3 separate regions of the Mus musculus genome follow, and all the other regions are linked to region 1. The links are chromatin loops, found by intact Hi-C in ENCODE. Cell type or tissue: heart. All regions are shown on one strand.

Region 1 (2,500 bases):
TATTTATTCAGCTAGGCGGGGCTTGAGCCAGGCCCTGCCCCTAGGTGAGCAGCTGCCACCTGGACAGGGACTGTCCTGTCACCACTCACCCTCCAGCCAGCCTGTCTGTCAGGAAGATCTTCCTAGCCCTTTTTTAAAGCTTCTTTTACATTTTTAAAAAAACATAACTTTTTCAGAGAGAGAGAGAGAGAGAGAGAGAGAGAGAGAGAGAGAGAGAGAGAGAGAGAGAGAGAGAGAGAGAAGCTGACAATCACTTTTCTTCTGCTTTGGTTTTGGGTTTTGGTTTTGTTTTGAAAGCGGGTTTAAGCTCAGTTCTGATGATCTATGCAGCTCTAAGTTTCCTCATGGCGCCTCACAGATCCAGTTTGGGGAAAGGATTTGGATTCAAAACTAACTGACCAATTCTTTGCCCTTTTTACCAAAAGACTGATACTTAGGCCCAGGAAATAAATGCTGGTGGTTTGTGTTGGAAAAAAAGAAAAAAGAAAAGAAAAGAAAAGCTGGGTCAATTCTATTTCTGGATTCTATCCAAACTCAGCTCTGCTGTCATCTGTCCCCAGTGCATAGGATGAGAGTTCAAGGTTGTTTTTAAAAAGGAGAAGCGTAGCACATGATCCCTTAGATGTAGGTTAAAAACAAATCAATCAATCAATCAATCAATCAATCAAACAAACAAAAACTTGGCTCATGAAATAAATGAATACAAAGCCCCCTGAGTCCCTTCCGTCTGGGGAATGTCCACCCAGATCCAACCCCTTCTCTTCTCCGGAAGCTGAGTCAGGAGGATAGAGAGCCTAAATTGGCCACAGTATCTCCCGACTCCGAAGTCGTGAGAGCGGGGCCAGACCCAGCACAGAACTCCCCACCCAGGTAATCGCGTCCTTAGGGTGGCCAGGCCCGGCCGGCAACCACGAAAACAGCTCTCCGACTCGGGTTGAGGTGCTCACCTTCCTTCCAGGACGCCGGTTCCTTCTCCGCCGCCAAGTCAGGTCTCGGTGGAACCATAGCTATAGGTTCCAGAACTCCACCAGCCCGCAAATCATCAGCCATTTCAAATTTACGCGGGCGGCTGTCACAAACCAGAACGCGATGACGACATCTCTAGCGTCAGTACTCGACTAGAGGAGCATCTTCAGCTTTCAGTAACTGCTCTGATAGTCCTTCAGCGCCACCTGTGGGATTGGCGGACTGTTCTCGATCAAGTTCTTCCCAGTAACAAAAGGAAGTTGAATGTTGATGTAATTTGGAATGCTTTCTCAAAAATCAGCAAGGCAAACTTGGATGTTGAGCATAGTAGAAAAGATAATGAAAGTGAAATGATTAAGATATGCCATCTTGATTGACTCTATGTTTGCTTAAAGAGTTTTTAGGTCAGTTGACCTTGGCAACACCTTTAAGATTTCCAGAGCCTTGGCCATGGTCAGAGGTATTAAACGAAATAATTAGCAAGTTATGTCTAAAATAACTACTATTTTCTGCTAATAATAAATGCTTCAAGATTACTCTAACACCCACTTTACTTTGGTTTACCTTTAAAACTATATATCCTTGAGCTTTGTCAACAAGTAAGTTTTTAGGGGCTCAAGTTTGATCTCCAATAAAAAGGACGTAAAAGTTTTAATTGGCTTAATCAGTGTGGTTGTCAATTACAGTAGATCATTACAAACAACACAAAAGCAAACAAACAAACAAACAAACAAACAAAAACATGTATGTGTTTTAGCCACTGCTAGTGAATGCTATTACGTGTGTGTGTGTGTGTGTGTGTGTGTGTGTGTGTGTGTGTGTAAATCCCTTCATGACTCAGGAGCTGGCTACAGATGAAGCAATATTAGAATGTTGGTATAAGCAGCTCTGTCACTGTCACCATCAGGAACCAGACACTGGGTAGTTTCAAGTAATGTTAAATTATATTTAGATAGGCTGTGGTGGCATATGCCTTTAATTCTACTACTCTAGAGTCAGAAGCAGAGACAGAGACAGGAGGTAGGTCTCTAGGAGTTCCAGGCCAGATTGGTCTACAAATCAAATTCCAGTTCAGTAAGGGTGATATGGTAAAACGTCTCAAAAAGTTATATTTAGTATGCTATTTGATTAACTTTTAATAAATTAAACTGTAACTAACGTTAATAGCTATTATTTACTATACAAAATACTGCCAGCAAGTTTTACCTACAATATCTTATTTAAATTTCAAAAATCATTCTATGGAGCTGGAAAAATGTTTCAACTGATGGGATATTTGCTAGACAAGCATGAGGACGTGTTTGGTCCCCAGACCCACATAAAAAACTAGATATGATAGTAACCATTTGTAATCCCAGTGCTGGAAGAGGGATGGTTTGGAGACAGGACCACCCTGGATCTTATTGGTCAGCAAGTCTATCCAAATTGGCAAAGTTCAGGTTCAGTGAGAGAACTTATCTCAAAAAATAAGGTGGGGAGCCATAGAAAAAGACACCAGACCTAATCATCTGTTATCTACACTTATGTCCACACA
Region 2 (2,500 bases), 57 kb after region 1:
GGGAATTGGGTCCCCTCCCCCTTCCTTCATAACTGAGTGTCGCAACAGTAAAATTTGAGCTTTGATCAGAATAACTGTCTTGGCTACATTTCTTTCTCTTGCCACCTAGCCCCTCTTCTCTTCCAGTTTTCCAAAATGCCTATCCAGGCTAGAACCCAGGTTGTGGTCTGCTGGCCGGACACAACACTTTTGATCTATAATGGTGTCCTACCTGCAAGATGTGCTACTGCAGTGGTGGCACAAAGCTTTGGGATTAAACAACCAATCTCTGATTTGAGTTAAGGCTTACTCCATGAAATAGAACCGATACCAGACACTGCTTAAGTGACCAAGAACATAAGACCAGATAGCCCAAGGACCTAGGAGAAAGCCAAATACTATTGTCCTACTAAAGAAATTTATCAATAAAATAATTCATAATGACATTTTTCTATACTCATAGATTAATGTCTTGCTCAGTTATCATCATAGAAGTTTCCTCCAGTAGCAGATGAAAACATGTACAGGGACTTACAGCTAGACAATAAACAGAGTTAAGAGACCTTTGAATACTAATCCCTAACTTGGGTGCCCCCATCAAATTCCTTCCCTCAGTGCTCAGGGAACCCTGTGGAAGAGGAGACAGAAAAATTGTAAGAGCTAGAAGGAATGGAGGGCACCAAGGAAACAAGATCCTATTAATCAAGAGGATCAATGCACGTATGAATTCAGAGACTGAAGAAGCACGCACTGGGCCTGCAACTGTTTGCATCAGATGGCGTCCTAGAGCAGAAAGGAGAAGGGCACACATGCTTCCATCACTAATCCAGAAGCTAACCATTTGCAAGTGAAAAATTAGTTTTCTCCAAAGGAGTATCATGGGGAAACAAACTACTATTTTTTATTGTTAAATAAATAAATAAATGAATAATTTATTTTTATTAGATATTTTCTTTATTTACATTTCTTTTTCTTTTTTAAATTTAGTTTTATTTATAATTCATTTTTTACACTCCATATTCCATTCCTGTCCCTCCCCATCCTCCCTCAGACTGCTCCTCATCCCACACCTCCTTCCCACCAGACCCCCTTCTCCCTTAATTTACATTTCAAATATTATCCCCTTTCCTGGTTTCCCCTCTGAAAGCCCCCATCCCCTTTCCCCTCACCCTGCTCACCAATCCACCCACTCCCATTTTCTGGCCCTGGCATTCCCCTACACTGGGGCATCGAGCCTTCACAGGACCAAGGGCCTCTCCTCCCATTGATGTCCAAAGAGGCCATCCTCTGCTACATATGGGTCTGCTACATACAGACATGGGCCCCTCCATGTGTTCTCTTCAGTGATGGTTTAGTCCCTGGGAACTCTGGGAGTACTGGTTTGTTCATATTGTTGTTCCTCTTATGGGGCTGCAAACACCTTTAGCTCCGTAGGTCCTTTCTCTAGCTCCTCCACTGGTGACTCTGTACTCAGTCCAATGGTTGGCTGAGAGCATTCACTTCTGTTTTTGTCAGGCACTAGCAGAGCCTCTCAGGAGACAGCTATATCAGGCTCCTGTCAGCAAGCACTTGTTAGCATCCATAATAGTCCACTTACTCACTTTACATACCACTCACTGCCCCCCTCCCGGTCACTCCCTCCCACAATCCTTCCCCTCCCCCTCCCATTATCCTCTGAGCAGGTGGGGATCCCCCTAGATAGCTTCCCCCCCACCCCCCCCACCCCCACACCCTGGCAAGTCAATTTTTTGCAAGGCTAGGCACTTCCGAGGCACTTGAGGCCAGACAAAGCAGCCCAGCTAGTAGAACATATCCCACGCACAGACAACAGCTTTTGAGATCGCTCCATCTCCAGTTGTTCAGGACCTACATGAAGACCAAGCTGCACATCTGCTTCATATGAGTGGGGAGGCCTAGTTTCACCCAGTGTATGTTTTTTTGGTTGGTGCTTCTGAGAAATAAACTACTCTTAAGAATATGCGGCATTCCCAGCAGTAGTTGGCCAACAGAAAAGAAACTCCACAGCATCTTTGAAGGTTCTTTGTTTCATAATGTACTGTCAGTTATTAAAATTTTATTGTATTTCTAGTTTTTATTTAATTTATTTATAATTCTTAATTTTATCCATGTTTCTTTCTCTTTTTATCTTATATGTCCTTTATGTATATATTATGACTCGCAGTTTAATGCTTTTATAGGATTTCTGAGTGTACAAACAGAGGGTCTTGGAGCTTTATGCCTTTTCTAGGTCTCTTTTATTTGATTGCTTTGTTCTGTTTCAATTTGTTTTTGTCTTATTTTCATTTTATTATTATTCCTTAGAAGCCTGCTTATTTTCTAATGAGAGACAGAAAGGAGATGAATCTGAATGGGAGAAGTGGGGAGGAACTACAGGAAGTACAGGAATATATTATGTGAAAAAAAAGAATCAATTTTTAATAAAAGAACAAAAAAGAAACAAAATAATATAAAAAAACACAAGTAATGCTTCTGCCCACCTGCTGTTACGGGGGAAAGTACA
Region 3 (2,500 bases), 170 kb before region 1:
TGAGTGTCAATGTGAGACCCGACTTAGAGAGTTTCTCCCTAGAAGGTAAAGCCCCTGGACGTTCCCCAAGCTTGTTTTCCCTGATCTCTAAAAATACAGCCAGAAAGAAGCTCTTTGTTCTCTATAGCCAGCCAAAAGCCTTTTTGTTTCTGTGCCTTACAGCCAGAGATGCGATAATTGTAGGAAGACCTACAAGGACATGGAGATAGACACCAGAGAGGAGGCTAAAGAGTTGTAGCCAACTCTCCTCCCAACTCTTCCCAACTCTTCCCAACTCCTCCCAACTCTTCCTATCTCCTCCCAACTCCTCTCAACTCTCCTCCAAACTCCTCCCAATTCCTCAGCTAGCTGTTAAAAGCCCCCTACTGTCACTGCTCGGGGTCTTACATCATCGGAAGTAGGCTTTGGTAAATTGTTTAAGGAAGCCTTTAAATAAAAAGAATTAAAATAGTTTAAATTTATGCTTTGAAGATTTACAAAAAATCAGGTACTAAATGTTAAACAATAACTGACCTTAAAAATGTATTAATTTCTTCTTGGAAATTTGCCACTAGCCTTAGATGATTTTTATTGTGCCAAATAACAATGATGTTACTGAAAGGAAATAAAACTGTAATTCATGTAATGTATGTTAAATAGCCCAAAGAGTTGTTTGTGAGCTTTGAAACCTGGGGCTGAGAACACAGCAGAACAGACCAGGACATGCCCGGGCAAGCCCATCGCCTCCCTAGCTCCCACCCCTCTGACCTAAGTTAAATGTTACAGGCTGCTGATGTTTAAATGGACCAATCATGTGAAACCGCGCCAATTCCTCCCCCAGCCCCACTCCTTTTCTATAAAAACCCCTAGCTTCCAAGCCTCGTGGTCGAATCCACTGTCTCCTGTTGTGTGAGATACGTTTCGACCCGGAGCTCCGCCATTAAAAAACCTCTTGTTGTTACATCAAGGTGTTGTGTTCTATTCGCGATTCTTGGGTGCACGCCGAATCGGGAGCTGAGTGGGGGTTTCCCCACTGAGTTCTTTCATTACCTGTTCTATCCGTGATTGCGTCAATGAACACACTTTTTGAGAAGTTGTAATTCTTGGATGATTCTGTATTTTATTGTGCCAAATGACTATGATGATATATGTTCTATCTGACTGCTTCACTGAACACATCTGCTCAGAGTTGTAATATTTGTTTCTTTATGCATAAAAACCCTTGCATGAGGACTGCAAAATATATTCAGATTCAAACTGCCTCTGTGTTTGTTTTGTCACCGCCAAATCCTTACCCACCTAGCCTTCGAGGATCCTCTTCCCAGGAACCCTCATACCCGACTGGGGTGGTCCGTGGCAGGGCCTCCCTAAGGGCTGGCTGTGGTAGCTATTGGAGGACAAGAAAAAGTGCTATTGAAATGCGAATCTCTGCATATCTGGGAAAGGTCGGTCCTCGGCGTGGAAGCCTGGCCCAGGAACCACTATGCTCTGTCTCTTTAACACACTCTAACCCAAAGGGATGTGTTCCTGTCACTCAAGACTCATTGGCCAATCAGGTTCTCCAGGAAGGCCTCTCAGTCAGAAGAGGCGGGTTCTTCCGGGTGCCATACTGCAAGTCCAGCTCCGCCGCTGAGAAGCTCGAACGGTTCCGTGTGACGTGCTCTGTGTACTGCTGTTTGGTGCGGCTAGGAGAGCTCAGGCAAGCTCTGCAGTCACGGCATGGTGAGAGCAGGGTCACTTCCCCACGGCAAGGGGAAGAGCAGCCGGAGTGAGAGTGGTGGGTCCTCCCCAGAGGCTGGGTGGGAAGGCACAAGGACTTTGGAAATGCGGATCTTTGTATATCTGGAAATGGTCTGGCCCTGGACACTTCAGCACGCTCCAACCCTAACGGAGGTACTCAAGATGTTCAAGACTTGTTGGTCAATCAGGGCCTGCAGGCACACCTGCCAGTCAGAAGAGGAGGAGGGTCTCCCCCCCCCCCCCAGCTCCCCCGGGGTGCCCTGCTGCAGGTTCCGTTCTGTAGCTGAGCAGGTTTGACTGATCTGGTGTGCTGTGCTCTGTGTGCTGCTGCTGGATGCTGTGAGGGGAAATCAGACAAGATCCAAAATCTTGATATTGTGAGCGCAAGGTCATAGTCTGCAAAGGGGAGAAGCAGGCGACTGAGCAGCTGGGAGCTGGAGTGGTAGGTCCTTCCTGGGGCTGAGTGGGAAGCGGCAGCCTGTTGCACCCCCTCTGGTCTCTAGTCACTCCCTGGACCTCGTGGTGGCCTCAGAATTACTTCACTTTGGAGGCTGGATCAGTGCATTTGAAGCAGGGTCTTCTGTGTAGAAACATCCTTGGCAGGAAGACAAACTTGGATAGCCCTAGTTTCTCTAGTGTCTTCTACAAGTTCTTAGCATTTAACATTTAGGTGTAAGATCCATTTGGAGTTAATCTTGTGGAGGTTGTACAAGGTATCTCAAGTGCTGTGTAGCAGCACTCCAATATCTAGCTGTAATGTAGAAGATGATGTGAAGTAGTT

What was found. Hi-C counts contacts between places; a loop is a spot of excess contacts. Peaks named below come from ENCODE experiments on the same cell type or tissue, not always from the same donor. Only the 100,000 strongest peaks of a DNase experiment are listed, where the experiment ranks them.
Region 2: it touches region 1 in a loop (4-fold over the local background); 3 of 42 quality-filtered maps call a loop at or near these places.
Region 3: it touches region 1 in a loop (5-fold over the local background); 10 of 42 quality-filtered maps call a loop at or near these places.

What each region holds. Positions count from the first base shown.
Region 1 is chr8:4,778,474-4,780,973 of GRCm38, forward strand. Shcbp1 (Shc SH2-domain binding protein 1) reads right to left here and starts at 1,094. Exons shown (of 13, transcript NM_011369.3): 1 at 948-1,094. The coding sequence starts at 1,050. It also overlaps the pseudogene Gm6334. In heart, a CTCF peak has its summit at 1,168; a DNase peak (open chromatin) is centred at 1,108; H3K4me3 peaks cover 1,344 bases; H3K27ac peaks cover 556 bases.
Region 2 is chr8:4,835,318-4,837,817 of GRCm38, forward strand. No RefSeq gene overlaps it. Among named protein-coding and RNA genes, the nearest start is that of Shcbp1, 57 kb to the left of the region's middle. In heart, a CTCF peak has its summit at 1,428; no DNase peak of the experiment used is centred here.
Region 3 is chr8:4,611,578-4,614,077 of GRCm38, forward strand. Zfp958 (zinc finger protein 958) reads left to right here and starts at 1,593. Exons shown (of 4, transcript NM_145591.5): 1 at 1,593-1,701. The coding sequence starts at 1,699. In heart, no CTCF peak of the experiment used is centred here; a DNase peak (open chromatin) is centred at 1,544; H3K4me3 peaks cover 1,551 bases; H3K27ac peaks cover 1,448 bases.